Regions from separate parts of the Homo sapiens genome. Here region 1 is linked to region 2. Evidence: chromatin loops called from intact Hi-C (ENCODE). Cell type or tissue: B cell. All regions are shown on one strand. Each heading gives the region's core, and the rest is flanking DNA. Links, peaks and the distances in the headings are about the cores only.

The links. A loop is a pair of places that touch in the nucleus more often than their neighbours do. Peaks named below come from ENCODE experiments on the same cell type or tissue, not always from the same donor. Only the 100,000 strongest peaks of a DNase experiment are listed, where the experiment ranks them.
Region 1: it touches region 2 in a loop (3-fold over the local background); 5 of 110 quality-filtered maps call a loop at or near these places.

Annotation. Positions count from the first base shown.
Region 1 is chr3:71,727,843-71,733,217 of GRCh38, forward strand. It overlaps a transcript of EIF4E3 not described here. Among named protein-coding and RNA genes, the nearest start is that of EIF4E3, 5.1 kb to the left of the region's middle. RefSeq lists an enhancer at 2,056-2,350. In B cell, for the core only: a CTCF peak has its summit at 2,238 (motif pointing right); a DNase peak (open chromatin) is centred at 2,199; H3K27me3 peaks cover 814 bases.
Region 2 is chr3:72,099,881-72,105,255 of GRCh38, forward strand. It overlaps LINC00877 (long intergenic non-protein coding RNA 877), which reads right to left and starts at 575. Exons shown (of 7, transcript NR_104116.1): 1 at 289-575; 2 at 24-130. RefSeq lists an enhancer at 1-693. In B cell, for the core only: a CTCF peak has its summit at 2,638; DNase peaks (open chromatin) are centred at 1,051, 1,851, 2,431 and 3,237; H3K4me3 peaks cover 2,842 bases; H3K27ac peaks cover 2,369 bases.

The DNA of each region.
Region 1 (5,375 bases), core at 101-5,100, 370 kb before region 2:
CTCAGCAAAAAAGGGCTAGTCAAGAATTTTTATCTGCAGTTTCTGTAAAAGGATTGTGTACCACATGAAAAAATTCCCTCCAGAATTTAGAACTAGGAACAGTCTGGCAGTTTTTCTTTACTGAATAGCAATTATATACCTTTCTCTCTTTTTGCTTTGGCTTCCAGGCTGCTCATAATTACATTTGGTGCTCAATCACAGCACCAATATTAGCCAATGAAGAAGCATCACTATTTTTATATTTATTCCTATTTCTATTTTAAAGACCTAATAGCATATATGCACCTTACACTGAACCCCTCAAATTTATTTTGGAAGTAGGTGGTATATATGAATAGATAAAATTTAAATGACCTTAAGATTAATAAAAGAGATTATACAAAATGGCTAAGGAGGGAACAATGGTCACAACTTTCATTCCCTTCCTGTTTGAAATATGTAAGAGACTTAATTATTTTTATTGCTCTTCAGAATCATTCTTAGAAGATAATAAATTGGGGAAATTTCCCTCATCTGGGAACTGGATGGCAGGAACTAGAATTTCAAGGTAGAAAGGGGATTCAGCGATCATCTAAGCAAACCCATCACTTTACAAATGAGGAAACTGAGGCCCAGAGAGGTGAGGTGACTTACCCGAGGCCACAGCTCTAGGAAATGACAGAGGCGGGACTAGAACGTGGGTAGCTTGAGGTCCGGACCAACGTGCTGTCCCACTGCATGACACGCAACACAGACGACTTGGGGTGGCAGAAGAGAGGAAGAGAAGGTGACCCCACAGCCCCTAGCAACAAAAACAACAAGAAGGACTTGAGGCACTCATAAATAATTAAGCAATTAGCTGCAGCAGCTACTCCCCTCCCCTCCAGCATCCAGTCACCAAGGCAACTTGGGCAGGGTGCCTGCTGGTTGCCTAGTAACAGTGTGGTCTGCTCCCCTGACAAGCTCCCTAGGCATCAAAGGATTTGAGAGCCGGGAAGAACCTTAGACAGGGATCACTTTTCCAACACCTTCATTTTCCAAATGAGAAAAGAAAGGCCCAGAGAAGCTGGGTAACCTGCCCAAGGTCACACAGCTATTCAGACACACAGCCAGGCTCCATTCCCAGTTGCTTTCCATTGCACTAGGGCTGCCTCAGGGAGGCTGCAGATGGAGGAGAGGGGGAAATCGCTCTACAGTTCCTAGAAGAATGAGAAAGTCAGAGCGAGCAAGCAGGCAAGAAAGAGACAGAAACCTGAGCACTCATATGCAATTAGCAGGAGCTGGTAATCCCATCAGCCCAACTTTCATCATCACCATGGCAACATGGGTGAGGTGGGTGCTGGTTGCCTAGCAACAAGTGGTCCTCTCTCTTCTACTCACATCTGCTCCCTGGGAGTCACAGGAACAGCAGAATGATGACGTTGGAAGGGAAGGCAGGGGTCCTAACTCAGTCTCCTCCTTTACCCAATGAGGAACCTGAGGTTCAGGGACACTGGAAGTCACACAGCCACAGAGTTAGCTAGTGACATTCCCTCCATTGATGGCCTCTGTCTCAACACTTTGGGAAGGGAGCCTTCCACTCAATAAAGGCAGAACATGGGAGGGAATTGGCCAGTGGCTCCCTTGAAAGGAGGGAACACATGGTCTCTAATGTCAGAAAACCTGGGTCAAAGCTAGTTCTCCCTAAACCTGGCAAGCTTCCTACCCTCTCTGTGCCTCAGTCTCCACATATGAGGACTGGACATGCTAATGGTCTCTATCTCTCGAGTTATCGTTAGGATTAAATGAGAAAATGTATATGTCAAGTCCCTGGTATATAGTAAAGATACAGTAAATGTCAGGCGTTCATTCATTCCACACTCAATAAATATTTGTTGCATATCTGCTATGCAAATGCCACTGTTCTAAGCTCTCCAGGTTCATTAGCAATACAGACAAAAGAAATTCCTCTCTCTGGGAGCCTACATTCCAATAGAATGTGTGTGTGTGTGTGTGTGTGTGTGTGTGTGTGTGTGTGTATTTAAGTGTTTGTTGAATGGGTGGCGGAACTCATTGGCAATATGCTGTTTATGTTGCTGGGCTCCTTCTCTAACACTGAGAAGTTTCCTGTTTACAGGGTGTGATACTATAAATATGCAGGCCTGTCTTTTATGTGGGAACTCCGTTTTCCTTTAACAGCAAAAGAAAAAGGAAGGCAATGGCCACTAGATGGCAGTCTTCAGTGCCGGTAGGTACAGGGCACAGGAAGGGACTGGCCTGGGGCAGAGGCCCTCACTGAAGCTTCCAGCAAAGGTGTGTTGCAGCTGGTCAGTCCTAGAGCAATGGCTTGGAAAGGTAGGGGAGACTTGACACTATTCTGGGATACTCACGGGTCAGGGGAGGCTGCGGTGTGGTTCAAGAGTGATTGCTTCAGAGTGAGACTGATCCCTGCTCTAACCAAGATCCTGCCATAGGTAAACCCTGTGACTCTGGGAAGTTATTAACCTTGCTGAGCTCCAGATTCCTCATCTAGGGTACAGATAACAAGAGCACTCTCAAGGGACTGCTCTGAGCCATGTATAAGAAAACATTGTCTATAAAGCACCTTGCAAGTTGCACATAGAAAAAGCTCAACTAGTGTTATTTATCTAGATTCCAAAAGACCTCTGAAGATCTTTTAGGGGCCAGGCCAGGCCTCTCTTGTTCAGAGCTGCTAATGGAAGAGAAAGGGGCAAAGGAAATGGCATGTGTTAAGCATCTGCAGTGAGGACACTGAGGTCCATGTGGTCATTGAGCCTGGAAAATGTGGCCTTGAGGTTTGGTTGTCCCACTCTCCACATCCATCCACCTATCAGACATTGAGTTCTCGTCCTGATCTGCCTGCAATCCGTGTGTTGGTCTTCCTTCTTTTTTTCTTTTTCTCTATTATTATTGTTGTTGTTTTTTTTGAGACAGAGTCTTGCTCTGTTGCCCAGGCTGGAGTGGAGTGGCACAATCTTGGCTCATGCAGCCTCGGCCTCCCAGGCTCAAGCAATCCTCCCATCTCAGCTTCCCCAGTAGCTACAAGCACATGCCACCATGCCCTGCTAATTTTTAAATTTTTTGTAGAGACAGGGTTTCACCATGTTGTTCAGGCTGGTCTTGAACTCCTGGCCTCAAGTGATCCTCCCACAACAGCCTTCCAAAATGCTGGAATTACAGACGTGAGCCACAGTGCCTAGCCTGCTCTTCCTTCTTTATTCCCACTGGTGCCAGCCACTCCCAGTCCTCACTCCTGAGTCAGCCAAGCATGGCCTGGAGGACTGCAACAGCCTCCTAACGGGTCTCCCTGCTTCTAACACCCGACCCTCTCATCTCCTGCCAGACAGCAGCCTGAACAACAGTCCTCAAACACTGGTTTGCTTCTGCCTGCTCTCAGAAAAAAACCCAGACTCTTTCTGGTGGCCAACAGTACTTGGCATCTTCTGGATCCTTCCTGCCTTTCCAAATCCATGGCTGATCTCTCCCCCTGCCTCAAAGCTTCTCTGTGGCCACAGGGCACCTGCATATGCTGTTCTTTCTCCTGAACTGCTAGTCCCTCCGCTTGCATGGCTGACTCCTTCTCCTGCCTTAGGCCTCCACTCTAAAGCAGGTCTTCTCCCCTTCCTCATTATTTTTTTCAGTGCACGTGTCAGCTGCACACATCAACTGCCGATCTTCCGAAACAGAATATCCAGTCCAAGTGGGGAGGGCCAGGCCTCTCTTGTCCACCTTTGTCCACCCAGTGCCTAGTGCAGGGCCTGTCCATGGCTGGCACACCAGCAACATTTATTAAGGAAACAAACTGGGTATACAGCAGATATTGGTTGAAAGGAAGAGTCTGTGACTTTGTCTCCTAATTTCTTGTCTTTCTCCTCTGCCAGTGTATCTTTCTCATGGACGGCATGTTGGTCTTCCTAAAAAGCACTTTTGTCCTATTACTTCTTTGTTCAAAAGCCCTAAAGCGCTGCCTGTTTCTCACAGGCTGAGGTCTGAAATCTGGAATCTAGCCTTTGAAATTGTCCACACCTTGACCCCCTTTTTCAAATGCATTTGCGAGTATATTTCCAAATATATTTAGAGAGATATAATTATACACCTATATTTACATATACTTGGAATATATATGTTAAATCTATATATTTGGAGAAACAGCTATACATGGAAATATATATATTCCAAACAGATTTGTCCCTATTTCTTGGTGCATTTTCAGCTCTGCCACAACATGAGCTCCCGAAGACAGGCCTGGGCCCACCCCCTCCACCACTGTCTTCTGGGTTCCTAGCACGGTGTCTGGCACATGGGAGACCCAGCTTTACTGAATCAATGATGGGCTTACTCCCCACTTGGTAAACACACCATATGTACTCATATCTCCACACTTTTGCCTGAGACCTTTCTTCTCTCCTCTGACCATCTAAATTGTCTAACCATCCTTCAAGGGCCAGGCCAAGTTCCCTCACAGGGAATCAGTCACCAAACACACCCCAGATAGGGACAAGAGATTCACAGAGTTCTAGAGACACAGCTGGGCAGTGCCCAAACTACTTTCCTGATTTAAAAAAAAATCTCTTCCCTGATTTAAAAAAAAAAAGTCCCAACGATGTCAGTATATAGGTTTTGTGGCCAGTCTAAGAGCTCTGATTAAAGACCTTTGTTGTGGCCACACAGAATTCCACTGATTGGAGGAGTAATGATTTGTATAACCAACTCCTCCTGTTAGGCACACAGATTATTACCAGTGATTGTGGCTATCATGTGCAACCCTGTAATAAACACTCTGCCAATCACTGGCTTCTTATCAAAGAGTAGTTCTGAACATTCCTGGCCAGCCAATCAATCAGAGATACAGAGATAGCTTACATCAGAAACTGGACTGAAGGGGAGAGCCGGCAGGCCTCAAATTGGTCTTCAGCAATTTTTAAAAGAAAGGAAACGATGAGCAGTAGGGAGGCAATGTGATCAGAGGAAAGTCCAAAAACATGTGCTTGAGCCAATGTCTAACAGCCATGTGCTTTGGGACAAATCGGTGAACCTCTGAGTCTCCTTTTTTCTCAATTAAAAAATGAGTGTGCCAATAACACCTGCTTTGCAGTGCTGCCTGAAGGATCAAATCAGGAACATTTGGTGAGGCTCTACATAAAAGTCAAAAAAAGGTCACCCAAGTGTTGATTCTCGTTTCCTTATCACAGTTCCTGGAGGGGATAACCCTACATCTTCTCTGCTTTTTGAATACGAGTGTCCTCCTTTGTATGCTCGTTGGGGATCTAGAGACAGGTGGAGTGAACAACTGTCCCAATTTGCCTAGGACTGTTCCAATTTGAGCACTGAAAGTTCTGAGTCCCAGAAAACCCTTTGGTCCTGGGAAAACCCGAACGGTAGATACACAAGGAGCG
Region 2 (5,375 bases), core at 68-5,067:
AATCACGCCGCAGCAGCCCCTACCTTGTTCATCACCGGCTTTCCTTCTCGTGCCTCCTCTAATTTTGCTCCATATCCTTTATGATGAACCATTGCATGGAGGGTGATTTACAACCTCCACTCTCATCTGCCTAGGGTTTAAAAAAAAAAAAATAGAAGAATTAAATTGGATCAAGCGCTCCAAGATCCTGTCTCTGACTTCAGCCTCTCTCGTTTACCCAGTGATGCATCACGCTGTGTTCTAATGGCTTCCTAATGGGCAACTTAATCTGTCATTAAACCCACTCACCAAGCGCCCCTTGCCAGACTCCTCGGCCATTGGTCTGCTTGCTGAGCCACGGCGTCTGTGGGGTGGCCCCGTCCTCAGATTGGCAGGGGTTCTAAAAGGAAGCGTATCCTTTCGTCTGGGGTCCCAGGCTCAAATGCCGACGGGGCCAGAGAGGTAAGAAAGGTGAGCAGGGCTGGGGGCTGGGACTCTGCGGCCGTCTAACGGGCAGCCCCTGCTCGGCCCCCCTCATCGCTGACTTATGGGGATCTGGGCCCAGAACTTCCCATTTCTTGACACAAGTCGGAGATGTAGAAGTGTATGTATAATCTTCCCCTTTTAAAAATGTCAGCATCTATTTAAAAACATTTTTTTTAAACACTGGGCAGGCCAAATAAAACATGGCAGCCGGCAGCTTTGGTCCCCACTGTCAACTCCTTCTCAGAGAGACCCCGAGATACCCCCCTGTGCTGCTCCCAGTCCCGGAGATTTCCTACAGCTCTGCTCAGCACGGGTAAGAGAATAATAAATCGGTCACTTCACTATCCAATTAGCAGCTGTTGCTCCCCGCTGGAGGAAGAAAACAAACAGGAAGACCCTGCCCTGTTTTGTTTAGGATCAAACTCGCCTCTGTACCACCTACCGGAGGGACTCTGGGGTTTGAGTTCTGGGGACAAGCGCGTGCCCCTGCCTCCGAATGAGCTCCTTTTACGTGTGAGTCCTGGGCACAAAACCACAGCCACCACAAGCCGCGGATGCTTCCCCAGCGGGCCCCGCGAAGGGAAACTCCGTGCAGGGGCAAAGCTGAGTTTTGCAACCAGTGAGCGGGAGCCCGGGGGGCGTGGCCAGGCTGAGGGGATGCGTTGTCCTGGTAACCCGTAACTTCCAGAACCATCCATCCTCTGGGGACTTCCTCTATGGGGCTGAAGGGCTTTCTTTCAGTCTCTCCTCAAGCCCTGTCAACATCACAGCAACATATTCCCTTAAATTCCTGAAAAGGTGCCACACTTGAGAGGCAGTGTAGAGTGTGAACCCTGGAGCCAGACCACACAGGATTAGGTGAAAGGCACTTAGCTTCCGCGGGAGCTGGAGCAAGACATTTAACCCCTCCAGCCTCAGTTTTCTTATCTGTCAAGTGGAGATCATAGTTGTGCTGACCCTGAAGGTGAAGATTAAATCAGTTAACATACGTAGCACATCCCCTGTAGTTCCTAGGGCAGGGTAAGTGCTATGTAAGTGTCAGGAATGGTAATAATAATTTGGGGGAGCATCCGCTGTCCTCTTAGCTCTGAGAGATAGAGGCTCATCAATCTATGGGATCTCACATTAAGACATAGTTGAGCTGTCTCTGGGATGCCAAACTCCTAGAGTTTATCACTTCCCCCCTCTCCATGTATTGTATCCTCTCCCCTCCATCAACTCTTTGGAACTGTGGAAAGTTCTACCCCTTTCCAAACCCAACTCCAACGATACTCCTTCATACCACACACAATGTTCTTCACCCTCCTCTGAACTCATTTTATGCTCTATTGGCACACACACAAGAGCACTTATCACCATTTGCCTTAGACAGTAGCTATGTGTGGATACGATTTATCTCACTGGAGACCGTGACCTCATCTTATTTTTTATATCCCCCGTCGCACTGTGTCTTCGACATAATAGGTGTTAAGTCAATATTTGCTAAAGATATGTTAAGTGAATAAATGAATTAGATTCCCTGAAACAACCAGGGAGATTCACCTGGAGGAAGTCTGAAGTTTGAGAGCTTAGAACTCTCAGAATGGACTTGAACTTGGCCAAGGAAATCTCAGGGGCTATCAATAATAAGCAATAATTATAATAAATAAGAAAATACTAGCATTTATTGTGTGTCTGCTGACTGCCAGATGCTGCTCTAAACTATTGACACGGACTATTTTCTGGAATTTTCACACCTGTCTGGTGAGGTTTGTTCTACTTTTGTCATCTCACAATCCCAGCCAAGGATGCTGCAGTTTAGGGGAGTGGAGTAATGTTCCTAAGACACAGCTGGCCAGTGGCAGAGTACGGATTTGAACCAGGTAATTTGGTTCCCATGGAAGCAAATATTTGAGCGCATACACTTAATTAGGGAAGTGGCCCTAGGGAGCACTGGTAGGGGGATGAGGAAGTGAAACGGAGGGAAGGAAGTAGAGTGAGAGTTTGTTCACAAGCAGGTCATCTCTGTGTGCAATGAAGCTCATTCCCACTGGGGACTACGGGGAGACTGCAGAATAGAACCTGCCTCAGAGCCATCATCCCAGAGGCTAGGGAGCATGGGCATTTACCCAATTCCCTTCATCTTTGGTTGGGGCTGCTCTTGGGGACAACCCCAGGCACTTCCAGCCTGGCCAGTGCATGGACTGAGCATGCTCCTGTGGCCAGAGACAGCCCCAGACAGAGTGACAGGTTTCTTCAGTAAGAAGCTGGTGTTGCGTACAGCAATGGTGAATGCCAAAGGCAGGAGATAGGGGGCCAACACCATCTTCTACATCAGGGGGCTGGTTCCAGAGGCATTCCTCTTTCCACCAGCCCGCAGTCCAGCTCTGCTCACAAACAGATTCCTTCCTTCCCTCCCTCCCTCCCTCCCTCCCTCTCTCTCTCTCTCTCTCTCTTTCTTTCCTTCTTTCACAGAGTTTCACTCTGTCACCCAGGCTGGAGGGCAGTAGTGCGATTTTGTCTGCCTCCCGGGTTCAAGCAATTCTTGTGCCTCAGCCTCCCGAGTAGCTGGGATTGCAGGTGCCCCGCCACCATGCCCAGCTAATTTGTGTATTTTTAGTAGAGACAAGGTTTTGCCATGTTGTCCAGGCTGGTCTCGACCTCCTGAGCTCAAGCAATCCACCCATCTCGGCCTCACAAAGTGCTGGGATTACAGGCATGAGCCACCATGCCTGGCCCAGAAAGCCCACACTTTCTGATGTTCTTGTCTGGGCAGCAGATGCCTCCTCTAGGCGCACTTTAGCCTATTTTTAGTCTCATTATTGTTTCCATAGCCTTGGTGTCCTATTTTGTACTCCTTAACACACACATATATATCACAAACATAAACTTCTACGGGGCAAGACCTCCCTTCTGGAGGAAGTAAGCAAAGCCTGGAAGGTTGAAGCACCTTGATGAGAACCACCTGGATGGCTCATGGCAGCGCAGTGGCCAGGCCTTAGCATCCAGAGAGTCAGACATGAGTTTTGTTTTATTTTTATGTATTTGTTTATTTGGGGGGTAAAAATATTGTCCTGTTGAACAGCCTGATGAATATTAGAAATGAGCTCTTATTGGTGAAATTTAAAAAATTCTCAAGACACATGGATGGGCTTAAACCTTTTGGAGCTGTGCCACATAGACATGCAGGTAGGTAGGCTGCTTCCCTAATACTGTTCTGTTTTTTTAGACGGAGTCTTGTTCTGTCACCCAGGCTGGAGTGCAGTGGCACAATCTCCGCTCACTGAACCTCTGCCTCCCGGGTTCAAGCGATTCTCATGCCTCTGCTTCCCGAGTAGCTGGAATTACAGGTGCACCACCACACCAGCTAATTTTTGTATTTTTAGTAGAGATGGGGTTTCACCATGTTGGCCAGGCTGGTCTTGAGCTCCTGACCTCAGGTGATCTGCCCGCCTCGGCCTCCCAAAATGCTAGGATTAAAGGCGTGAGCCACTGCGCCCAGCCCCTAATACTATTCTGGCACATGGGTCATGGAAGAATAGAGAATAGCCCACCACGAAGCCCCATGCCCACTTCATTTCCCCTCCTGACTTTGCAGACAGCCCTCCTGCAGGCAGTATAGGCCAGAAGTGAAGAACTTGGAGAACAAACAGACCTGGGTCCAAATCCTGGTTGGATCTGCTATGAAGACCTTGGGTGAGTTATGAAATCACTCTGAGGTTTGGGCTTCTCACTAATAAAATGGGTATAAACAACACTATCTACCTGATAGGTTTGTTGTGGGCATTAAATAAAGTACATGCACATAACACCAGGTACTGAGCCCAGCTGGAGACTGACCAGAGACAATTTGGTAGAGGACAACCCCAGGTTCTTTTGCAGTACGTGCAGAGCAGCCAGTGAAGAGGTTTGAGGTGCCAAGGGTTTGCCACTCTCTACATGGCTTTGTTTCTGAGCTTTAAAGAAAGGGACTCTCTACCACACACAGGAGGGCTTATCAATTATTACTGTTTTAGCAAGCAGGCACAAAAACAGTTCACATGGCCTATTTTGCTGATTTTCTTAGGGTAAAGTCTACAGACTCCCCTGCATTCTTCTATCATGTTCATGAAAACATGTGGCATGTCTCTCCAGGATTTAAGCCAATCCATATATTGTGAATGCCTTAATTTCACCAATGAGAGCCCATTTCTAATGTGCATTGAGCTGGTCAACAGGCCAATACTTACACAGAGACATGCACACTCTCATATCTGACATTCTGGGTGCTAGTTAACAAAGCTTTCATTGTTACTCAAGAGGTGGGAAACAAGGACTTGCAGCAGTCAGCTCTAGAATAAGCTGTCTGGTCTTCCTTGAACCATTCATTCTTTCATTCTTTTTTTTTTGAGATAGAGTCTCACTCTGTCACCCAGGCTGGAGTGCAGTGGCACAACCTCAGCTCACTGCAACCTCCGCCTCCCGGGTTCAAATGATTCTCCTGCCTCAGCCTCCCAAGTAGCTGGGACTACAGGCGGGCACCACCAAGCCCAGCTAATTTTTTTTTTTTTTTGTATATTTGTAGAGATGGGGTTTCACCATGTTAGGCAGGCTGGTCTTGAACTCCTGACCTCAAGAGATCTGCCCACCTCAGCCTCCCAAAGTAGTGGGATTACAGGCATGAGTGTGGCTCGACTGGACAATTCATTCTTGACTGGGCTGCTCATCATTACCGGGTTATAGATTAAGCAAAATCAATATCACACTACCTATGCTGAAGGACTTTAAAGGAAAGCAGAAACATCCTAAGCCCAGAAGACAATTAGCATTCAGTAACTGATAGCTCTTACTGTCGGGACAGGGCCATACCATATCACCACCTCTACTTGACCCTGACTCTCCAAACTGGATCTACTTTTATGAGGCACAGGCTAAATTGGTGAAAAAGCAAG